2 separate regions of the Homo sapiens genome follow, and region 2 is linked to region 1. The links are chromatin contacts, found by Hi-C or POLR2A ChIA-PET in ENCODE. All regions are on one chromosome and are shown on one strand. Each heading gives the region's core, a stretch centred on a gene start or an enhancer-like site at or near the end of the contact. The rest is flanking DNA. Distances are from core to core; before and after follow the strand shown. Region 1 has its middle 270 kb from the start of LINC01753. Region 2 has its middle 220 kb from the start of LINC01753.

Region 1 (5,895 bases), core at 3,219-5,718:
TCTTCTACTTCATAGCTTGTATCCACACCTGAAACAATAAATAACTGTCTTCTTTCAATAGAATGTAAACTCCAATCAGCCAGCTATTTTGTCAGTTTTATTCATCATCTAACTTCAGAGTCTAGAAGACTTCCTGACACATAGTGACCACCCAATAAATATTCACTGGCTAACTGAACAAGCATGAATGAATGAGTGAATAATGGGAGGAGAGCTTCAGAACCATAATGCCAAGCCAGCAGTCTCTGATTGTATATTTCCTATCACTTAAGCAGACACATCCCTGGTTTCAGGAGAAGGCTCTACTTGAATATCCTGTGTTAACACGTCATCTGTAATTATCCACAGTCCATTGTTCCTTCTATCAGTCAGTGTCTGACAAGAAACAGAACACCCACTATGTTTAACTGAAGGAAACTTAATGAAGAGATTATTTACAGAAGTGTGGATAGTGTCAAGGGAACCAACAAGAGATAGTAACATACCCAGACACCAATGATGGCAAAGAGCTATGACCACTCCAATGGCTAAAGGGACAAGGAGAGGGACCAACATTGCCCAGTGAGTCTGGAAGATCAGGAAGAGGGGCTGCCCCGCCAGGGCTGCTGTTGGAAAGGGATGCAGCCACTGCCAAACACATGCAACCACAGTGAGTTAGAGCGGAAGTTGAAAGATTGAGTACTCACACCTTCCTCTCTGTTGCCCTCCCTCCAGTATCCTGCAGCACTCACTGGCCAAACTCAACTGGAAAACAAAGAAGAAAGAACCTGGGTGATACACTCCATAGGGACCAGAGTCTGGGGGCTCAGAGCAAATCAGAGAAGAGTAGAGAGCACATCTTGAGGGACTAACAGGGAAGAACCAACACAGCCCCTTCACATATTTTCCACCCATTGGTGGAAAACGAGCTGAAATATTCACTGTGCCCTCTATCTTTAATTCTTTGTGACAGGCTTTAATCCTCTCTCCCCAACTACATTCACTGGTCTGTCGTCTTCTCGATCTTGTATGATCACATGTGGAAAGCAAATACGAGTTAAAGGGTAATCACATAGTAGGGGTACTCAGTACGTGAGCACCCAGCAGATGTCAGACACTGGGCTGAGCACTGGATAGAGAACAGCAAATGGAGCTCCTCTTTCCTCAAGGTACTTACAGACATAGAGCGGAGGATTCAAAAGAAAGAGAACAAATCAACTAAAATTGTAACAAGGCAAGATAGCAGTTTATTGGGAATAAATGAAGAAAACCATGAAATACTTTCTTAATGAAAAATGGAAGGCCTGGCACAGTGACTCCTGCCTATAATCCGAGCATCTTGGGAAGCCAAGACAGGAGGATTGCTTGAGCCCAGGAGTTCAAGACCAGTTTGGGCAACATAGTGAGACCCTGTCTCTACAAATAATAATTTTTAAAAATTATATGAGTGTGGTAGCACATACTTGTGGTCCTAGCTGCTCAGGAGCCTGAGGCAGGAGGATCACCTGAGCCCAGGAGGTTGAGGCTGCAGTGAGCTGTAAACACACCACCGCACTATAGCCTGAGTGATGAAGTAAGACCCTGTCTCAAACAAAAACAAATTAAAATTTTTACAAATTTTATAAAAGGAAAAATAGAAACTTACATTATTGCATTCATTTCTACAAAGTTTTATCTTCTTTAAGCTTTTGTATTTTACAAGAAAAAAAAGACATTGGTGTTGATTTGAGGTAGCCAAAACAATAGTGAGTAGAAATAATTTCTGGGCACAAGAGTAGAAAGAGAAGCTTTGGAATCAAAGAACGGGAATCAAATCTTTGTTTCTACCACTTTGAAGTCCAAAAGTACTGCAATTTCATCTCTACATGGTGATAGTGATACCTATGCTACAGGGTGGCTGAGAAAATAAAATTATTTGACTTTTTGTACACAAAAGCATTTCTGGGCACTGTGCTAAGAATTCACGGTGTTATTTCTTTTTCTTTTTGCGGTGTTATTTCTAGTTAAAATATTCAACCAATATATAATGAGTAGGGTAGAAAATAGACCTGATATAGGTGAAATCTCTATATGTCCCTGTAATTGTAATTAAGGCCATCTTGGGAATAAAATGTTATAACACTGTCCATATGATTTCAAATTGTGCTCTCAATTTTCTACCCCAGGAAAAAAGCACATGATTGCACATCAAAAAACTTCTGCTCAGTGGCTAAGTTTCAGATTAGAGTTAATTTCAAGGTTGATTGGAATGTCAGAGTTAATGATTTTGTCCCCAAAAACTTGGAATTTGTAATTATCCTAAAGACTGTAAACAGCGTTGGAAAGAGCTATTTGTCTTCAGCTTGTTTTTTCCCAGAATTTCCCAGAACTGCTCCCTACCATAATCTCTTTCTGCAATAACCTCAACTGTATGCAATAGTATAATAGTTAAAACTGTGGCGCCTGGCACTCTTCTGAATTTACAAACCAGTCAGTCTATTATCAGTGTTGTTATTAGGTCACCAAGATTGTTTAACCAAAAAGTGACACAATTCTTTACCCCAACCCCCATCCATTGTTTGGCTAAGGCTAAATAAAATATGAGAAAAATATAATAAACTAAATAAGTTGGTTTGAATCCCAGATAATAAAGCACATGTGTCAAAAAGAAGTGAAAGAAGTAAAGTTATTTAAATATGGGAAATTTGTTAGTTTTCGGTAGCAAATCAGGACTGAGAAAATAGAACGGAGTAGAAAAGAGGGAAGAAGAAAGGGAAGGATGAGAGGGGAAAAGAGGGGAGCCAGGAGAGACAGAGTGAGAAGAAAGAAGAAGTAGAAGGAGGAGGAAGAAGAAAAGACAAAAAAGGAAAAGAAAGCAAGTGTGAATCCAATCCTGCAAAAGTTCACAATAACATTAGTTTCTAAGAAGAATGGGCTTGGTCCCCTATTGTGGCATCCAATGTCACTGGTATTTAAATGATTCCACCATCCAGAGATTATTTATGAACTTCAAGACCATAAATCTGTTCTGGATGACCGTGGAGCATGGCTTATGTCCTTTGGGACATGCTATGTGATACAGCTAAGCCTCTATTCCAACCCATTCCCTATCCTTGATGCGTTTCTCTCCACAGTCGTTCAGTCTTCTCATATTAAGTTGGAATTCCACACTGGCAGAGCTAGAGGGCTCTTGGAGTTCATTTAGTCCAGCCCTGCTATTCTAAAGAGAAACTAAAGCCCAGAGAAGAACAGCAGCTATTTGTCCAAAAAGCCAAGGCTAGAAAAACAATACTTGCTCCAGTCTGAGGTACCTCACAAAAAACAAAAATGAGATTTTATACAGGGCTGCAGTTGGGATAAGAGGATCAGGAATTGTTTACCTCACCCCTGAACTACCACTCCCTGTGCTCAGTGATTCTTTTGACAGGAAGCAAACAAAGTCTTCTGCTCTTCGGGGAGAATGAAGAATGTTGGGACTGACATTTATTGAGCGCTTTGTATGTGCCAGCCACTGTGCTCCTTGCTTCATATTCATGATCTCATTTAATCTTCACCACAACCTAATAACCTGGCTTCTCTGAGCACCAGTTTCCTCATCTGTAAGATGACCTTCCTAAGGTCACATAGAGTAAGTTTGTTTGCCTTTTAAACAGCAATGGTGCTGGGGAGTGGGGTGGATTTTGGAACCACTTGGATAAAGACACACAAAAATTAAAATTATCTGTAAGTTCTGAGTATTCTTTTCAGAATCACTCCTAACAGCAGAGGGATAGAGATAGAAAGCTATGGGAAGATGAGAGAAGTCTTCATTCATGTGCTTTTTTCACAGTCGGCTAAGTTGTATTAACAATTTTGTTAGTCAAGGGAGGCTATCATCTATATAACAAGCACAGCTTTGTTGTTAAGCCATTGAGATTTGAGAGTTCTTGCCCACTCCACGGTGCAAGCAAGTGTTCATCCAGCAGACTTCTTCACGGTGATTCAGAGCTCAGATTCCTCCCATCTTGTGGCACTGCCATCTTCACCATGTGACCTCCAAGGCAGCCACAGAAAAAAAGAGGATCGAGTACTGTGCAGAAGAGAATACATCACTACTACCCACCTGCCACTGGCTCTACCATGAGTGCAAAGGGCTGGGATGAGGCTTAGCTGTGTGCCTGAGAAAAGAGGAAACCAGGCCTGTGGTAAGCACTAGTGTTCTCTGCCACAATATACGGCCTTAAACAGGCAAAGAATTCTCCCATTATGTCAGAGAGTACCCCCAATAACCATGTGAGTTCAGTACCCTCAGAGTGAAGCTCTGAGGGGAGAATTAGATTCTATCAATGTTACACAGACTTAGGCTGTAGACACAGAAAAGCTCAGGTCATATTTCAGATATAAATGCAAAGTTCTTTCCTCCAAGGTCCCAGGCAATCCTGTGCTGACCAAGGGAGCTAGAAAACATTTGGCTCCTCCTTACCTAGCACAGCATCTGTAAGGCATTTCTCAACACTGAGTGAACGTCATGATAGCAACACACAGGCTGAGACACTCAGCCACTCCTTCATTAATGCAGCCAAGGAAGGAAGAGCCTGGGCTTTTCTGTCTAAATTCTTAGAATCATTGAGTCAAGCTGGCCTGGGAAATCTCAAGATATCACGTTGGCACAGTCTAGGTAGAGGAAATCAGGCATCCTGACTTCTCACTCAGAACTTTTCAAGCTTCCAAGAGTACTGCGGCCCTCTGGTTTCTGCCCAAGAGATAACTGGAAAACTTTTTCCAGTGTCTCTCCATACAAGATAATGGTTTACAGATTGGAAAGTTAAAGCATAATCTTCAAACACAAAAGGTGGGTTTGCTTCAGTATGTGGCTGATAAAGTAAAATCAACTGTCTATTAAAAACAAAATAAACACTGAGAAATGGAACATTAATAGAAACCAAACTAGAGGCAAGAAACCTGAATTTTGGATCTGGCTGTGACATTTACGATTTGTGTGATCCTGAACAGTTAGCTACAATACTCTCTGAATCTTGACATTCTCTTTTGTTGAAACCAAATGGGTTAGGTTCAGTGGTTCTCAACTAGGGGCCACACTGTCCCCTAAGGGGCATTTGTCAAAGCATGAGGGCATTTTTTGATTGTCCAGTTGTGCCTGGAGGATACAACTAGCACTTAGCAAGTAGAGAGGCCAGGGAAGCTCCATGTCCTGCAGTATGTGAAATAGTCTCACCCAATAAAGAATTATCCCTCCCATAATGCCAGTGTCATCACTGTAAGAAGAAAAATCACCCAGGATAATATATCACTACTAGGATCAAAGATTTTTTAACATAAAATTAGCCTAACTTTCTGCTTTCCTGGCTAGGAAACTCACAGCAAATTGGAGAATTCTCATTCACAGCTCCTTGTAACCTAAGTGCTTGGTATTATACTTTCTATCCCTTCTTTTCCTCATTCTCACTATATACTATCCCTCTCTCTCCTTCTCTCCAACACACAGACACACACACACACACAGACACACACACACACACACACACACACCAATTTCAAGCTTCTTAACTTTTCAATCTTACCTTAATGGTCCAATTTTAAATAAATCTTTTTTTCTATTGTTAATATACTTTTAAAAATAATTATTTTTTATTTTTATTTCAACACTTTTTGGGGTACAGGTGGTTTTGCTTACATGAATAATTTCTTGTCTTTTTCTTTTTTTTTTTTGAGATGGAGTTGCTTTCTTGCCATTGACGCTGGAGTGCAGTGGCGCGATCTTGGCTCACTGCAACCTCTGCCTCCCAGGTTCCAGCAATTCTCCTGCCTCAGCCTCCCAAGAAGCTGGGATTATAGGCACACACCACCACAACTGGCTACTTTATGTATTTTTAGTAGAGACAAGGTTTCACCATGTTGACAAGGCTGGTCTCGAACTCCTGACCTCAGGTGATCCAC
Region 2 (5,336 bases), core at 1,204-3,703, 51 kb before region 1:
TTGCTTTGATGTTCAAGCAAGAACAGTTAAATAAAAATGATTTATAAGCTTTAAAACCTTATACACATATGCAGAGATATTAGCCATGATAATTCTTGCTTATTATGATTGTGATTATTATAATAGCAGTCTTTTCCTTTTCCTCTGAGCCCCAATTACCACAACCATAAAACGTTTAGATTTCACCAAATAGTTTCTAGGACCCTCTGAGCTCTATTAGCAAAGAATCATGAGATTTTTAAGTATAGAAATTAAGGGTCTAGGGTGTAAGAAACACTGGGGAGACCTCCTTTGGCTGAGACTATTGCAATGTAAACTGAAAACAAGGTGCTGTCAAATACTGTCAACTTAACAACCTTGATTAAAACTCAAAGAATAAAGCCATCAAAACCCCAGAAAACCAATCTAGAAAACAAATTTGTCCAATTAGTTTAGAAAATCAGTTCACACGCGCTTTGGGGCCACCTAAATAGGATTACATTTGTGCGTGATTGACAATGAGCATTAAGCCATAGATGGAAGCTTGCCCTGGGCTAGAGAGGGTGATAATATGGAAGACTTTATTGCCTGAAGAGTCTCCCCTACTGTAGCCTTCACCCATGAAAACTTCACTTTAGGTAGATTGTAGAGATGTGTACATTTTAAAGGCTTTAAGGCATTCTCCTGTGAAAAGTCAATGTGTCATATTTATCCCTCATGTTGCTATAGCTATGGTCCTTTTCTAAGCACTTTCGCATCCATTTGCTCATTTGAACACAGCATGACCCTGTGGAGGGTCCCGGCTGAGAAGCATGAAGGGTGGGATGGGGCCCAAAGCCTGCCACCTACTTGCAGTGTGGGACTCAGAGGAGTCTGAGTTTAGCTCAGGATTCCTTTCAGGAGGACTTCCCTGATTATCTTTTCACAGGACAGCCTCTTCATTTCTGTAAGCACCAGGCAATCTATTGAGTACTTTGAGGAACTTCAAATGAGCTAATGGCCCTGTTGTGGTCAGGAGTGCTGGCCTCAGGATCCCTGGGTTCAAATTCCTAGTATCACTACATCCTGGTGCCATCTTGCAAGAAGAACCTAACTTCTCTATGTTTCAGATTTCTTGTCTTAAAGGGACAAAATTATATCTACCTTGTTGAGTTTTATTTTTTTGAGATGGAGTCTTGCTCTGTCGCCAGGCTGGAATGCAGTGGCACCATCTCGGCTCACTGCAACCTCCAACTCCCTGGTTCAAGTGATTCTCCTGCCTCAGCCTCCTGGGTAGCTGGGATTATAGGCATGTGCCACCATGCCCAGCTGATTTTTGTATTTTTAATAGAGATGGGGTTTCACCATGTTGGCCAGGATGGCCTTTATCTCCTGACCTCATGATCTGCCCACTTCAGCCTCCCCAAGTGCTGGGACTACAGGTGTGATCTACCATGCCTGGCCTTAATAAAAATGAAAAGACATAATCCATTGAAATTATTTACATTAGGGTTTCTCAACATCCACACAACTGGCATTTTGGACTAGACAATTCTTTGTTGCTGGGAACTGTCCTATGTACTGCAGGATGTTTAGCAGCATCACTGGCCTCTACCCACCAGATGCCATAGCACTCCAAAAATGTCTCAGACATTTTCAAATGTTTCAGGGGTTGGGGGGCAAAATTAATTTCCATTGAAAACCACTGCTTAGGCTGGCACAGTGTCTCACACCTGTAATCCCAGCACTTTGGGAGGGTGAGGCAGGCAGATCACTTGAGGTCAGGAGTTCAAGACCAGCCTGGCCAACATGGTGAAAGCCTATCTCTACTAAAAATACAATAAAAGAAAACCAGGCTTGGTAGTGGGCACCTGTAATCCTCCTGTAATCCTAGGTACTCGGGAGGCTGAGGTACGAGAATGCTTGAGCCTGGGAAGTGGAGGTTGCAGTGAGCCGAAATCACACCACTGTGCTCCAGTCTGGGCAATATAGTGAGACTCTGCCTCATGAAAAAAAAGCCTAATAATAGCTCAGTGAATGTTAACTATTACTGTAATTTGTATTATTGTGTTGTGATTATTAATGTCTTCTGAAGATGAAGTACAAATCTCCCCATTCTATGCTACTATAGAGAAGAAAGAATTCAGTTTTTAAAGCTGAGATAAATCAAATAATTCTAGCATCACAGATTTGCTGGTACTAGTTCCCCCGTGTATTAAATAGGCACAATGTGGCTATTTCTTAAGCTAGTTGAAGATTCAGTGAGCAAGCGCAGATCAAACAGCCTGGTGCTGAAGAGTAGATCAGTGGCTGTTACCTGAATCATACTGTTTTGTCCCTTTGAGGAGGGGTGCTCTGGAAAGAGCCCCTGCCAGCCTCAGAGGAAGGGACATTGCTGGGCAGCAGGTCACATGCAGTGCTTGTCTCAACAAAGCAAAGTAACATGTGGCAAGCACAGCTGGGGGCAGCTGTTCCCTCGTTCCCTGAGGATAAAGCCCTGCTCTGTGGATGAGCATTTTTTGGCACCAGGATAGACACAGCTAAGCCTAACTGGTTATCTGCCAGGCTTGAAGCTGGCCCAACCTTGCCCACCCATCTGCAATTCTTTCCTGATTAGGAAGAAAGTAAATTCACCTCTGAGTCCTCTGCGTGGGAACAAAGCTCTACTTTGCCTGACTTTCAAGATACACAATTAGGATTCCCCAAAGGTTATTGGTGTCAGACTGGCACACAGTAGGTGTTTAACATACTTTCTAAAACCTTTGATGATGCTAGTTTTATGTATCCTGCTTCACTTAATCCTCACACTAATCTTTTGGAGTCAATATTATTGAATTTTATAGATGAAGAAAAGGTTCAGAGGGTTAAGTGGATTTTCTAACAAAACATAACAAGCCGAGTGGTGAACCTTGCATTTGAACCCACATCTGTCTAACTCTGTGCCCTGTGATCTTTCTAATATTGCACCTGTAACGTACAAATCTGGGAAAGAAAAGTAAATCGGGAGGCTATTTCATGATTTTTTTTTTAACTCTCAAGCAGGTGAAAAGATTGCCCACTCACACAGACCCAAGTAACAGATTAGTCTCTCCAACTTCATTAGAAACAATTTTATTTCTCTGAATATTGTGTCTCATTGATTTGCCCTTTTTCCAGGCAGGCACAGTGTTAGAGGCTGAGAATTCTGATCTGAAAAGCCCAAGTCAAAGACCTCCCTGAATTTGAAAAGCCCACAGGAGAAAAACAAGAGATAATCCTTTGACATTTCTTTGCAAGATCCCAATTGTGGCAAATTTTGTGTTCCCAAGTGCTGTGGAGGCACAAGGCAGCAATGACCAGCTCTGTCTGTGAGAGTCAGAACTTCCCAGTCAAAGAGAAATGAACTGAATCTTAAAGGGGGAGCAGGAAGATGTGCACAGTGACTTGTCCCTGAGCCTGGTCCTGGTAAAGGGAACTTAATGTTTAAAGGCATAGTGATGTATAAAGCGGGTGTTTAGGGAGCAACAAGTAAGGCTATGTGGTTGGATTTTAACATCTGCCATTAGGATGCAGACACGGCTAAACATTTGCCAGGTCTTCCATAGCCCCCTAGTATGTCAGAGCCAGACATTCACAAGGTAACTGAAACCAGAGAAGGAACCTGGCCTGTTCAGGGACACTGGAGAGCAAACCTCACTCCTGATTCCCAGAACAACACTTCACCAAACTGAGCTGCCTCTTGTGTAATCACCCTCATTCTCGTTTGGAGCCACCGCCTATGTGTCTCCTGCCTGGCCCAGATTCCTGGGGTCTCAAACCACATGAGACCTCAGAAGGGTGCATTAGTCATTTGCATTACTATCCGACCAGCATAGTTTCCTGGCCATGAAGCCTCCTGGCTTTAGAGATGCGTAACATGTGCTCATTTCCCTGCAGGGTTCAGCTTCGTTTAAGCTCAAACAAATGAGAAATGCTATGAAAAAATGTACAGTCCTTGACCTTTGAGCTCTTCCAGTTGGCTGATGGCCTTGGGTGAATTCCTCCCCCATGAATCAAAGTCAGGAGCCAAGTTGCATTATTTTAAGGACTCCAGGCTCAATGCCTTTCCCCTGTTTGCACTGCTCTCTCATTCCCTCCAAGTCCTACTGAGTCTTTGAGGCTCAGGCCAAGTGCCATCTCCTCTGGAAGCCTTCTCCCATTCCACCTCTCCACAACATCTAGTCCAAAGCTATCACTCTCTTCTCTGAACTTCTAAAATACTGTCTCTAATATCTATTCCACACCCAGCATATTTTAATTAAAATGTGAAAAAGGAAAATACAAATTTATGTCTTGTTACTTCCCCAACATTATACACTCTGAAGGCTTCCCCAGCCATATGGCACTGTCTGTCTCAGGCCAGTGGCACATTGGCTTACTTCTACCTTTGGATTGATGTCATTCCTACCTCCCAACACACTGTTCTCACTTTGTTTTCCTTCTCTCCCCCTCCATATCCACTCATCTGGCTTTCCCTACTGGGCCTTAGTAGATATTGAACATTTAACCATGGGCTACAAGTTACCATGTGACCTGAGCTTCCCAGGATGAACTGACTGTTGTCTGGCCCATCAAGCCATAAAGTTGGGTGTGTTCATCAGCACTCTACCATCAAATGGAAGTGACGTATAGGAGATGGGGTTCAAACAAGCCCTGGAAGCATGAGTAAGTTATGTGAAGAAGTGACCCAAATGCCCATGGTCCTCACTCCTATGTTACCTTATATCTCCCAGCCTGCACCCTATATCCTCATGAAAAGTTTTCTGTGATGAGTTGACACCTTTACCTACTTCCTGAATGACTACAGAAGCCTCTGAACTGGTCCCCTTGACTCTAATCCCTTTTATTTCCTTTTCTCCACTATAACTTGCCAACATGATCTTCAAAAAATGCTGCCCTGAGCACATTGTTCTCAGAAAGCTATGGCCCATTCCCACCCCTGTTGCTTGCAGAATTCCTGCTTACTATTCAAGGCCATGCTCATACTCTGCCTTCTGTTATCACTCCCCAGAGGGTACAGCTGGTTGGTGCTTCTCAAACATTATTCCCAAAGGACCCTTAAGGGCACAGAAAAGTGATCAAGTGTTCCTGAAGGTCCTAAAGGTAAAGCCTGAAACAGATCTCTATAAGAGTCCTTCCAAGACCAATGGATTATCTAAGAATTATGTCAACTTTACCTTTATTCTATGATATTTCTGGATGATTCAATATTACCTAATGTTATGTTACTTACATTTTCCTAGTAAATGTGATATTCTGTAAAAACATGCTGTCTTTATTCTCTAACTCTGTATATAGCACTGACAAGCCACCATTCCTCCCCCACATAAGTCTTTCCAAGTTTGAGAAACATGAGCCCT

What was found. A loop is a pair of places that touch in the nucleus more often than their neighbours do. ChIA-PET counts read pairs that join two places held with the same protein, here RNA polymerase II (POLR2A). Pooled maps may share reads with other maps.
Region 2: a loop to region 1 is called in a map of breast epithelium, with 17 times the contacts of the local background. The contact joins two enhancer-like sites. A Hi-C loop is called at or near these places in 2 of 168 maps with a recorded cell type or tissue (ascending aorta and breast epithelium) and 3 of 50 pooled maps. POLR2A ChIA-PET finds 5 or more read pairs at or near these places in 6 of 52 experiments (Caco-2, HCT116, MCF 10A and 3 more).

Annotation. Positions count from the first base shown.
Region 1 is chr1:55,668,109-55,674,003 of GRCh38, reverse strand. No RefSeq gene overlaps it. Among named protein-coding and RNA genes, the nearest start is that of LINC01753, 270 kb to the left of the region's middle. Within about 2 kb of position 4,468, at least 6 of the 41 ENCODE cell types and tissues checked have a DNase peak (open chromatin) inside an H3K27ac peak, as active enhancers do.
Region 2 is chr1:55,717,533-55,722,868 of GRCh38, reverse strand. No RefSeq gene overlaps it. Among named protein-coding and RNA genes, the nearest start is that of LINC01753, 220 kb to the left of the region's middle. RefSeq lists enhancers at 1,909-2,409, 2,410-2,910. Within about 2 kb of position 2,453, at least 14 of the 41 ENCODE cell types and tissues checked have a DNase peak (open chromatin) inside an H3K27ac peak, as active enhancers do.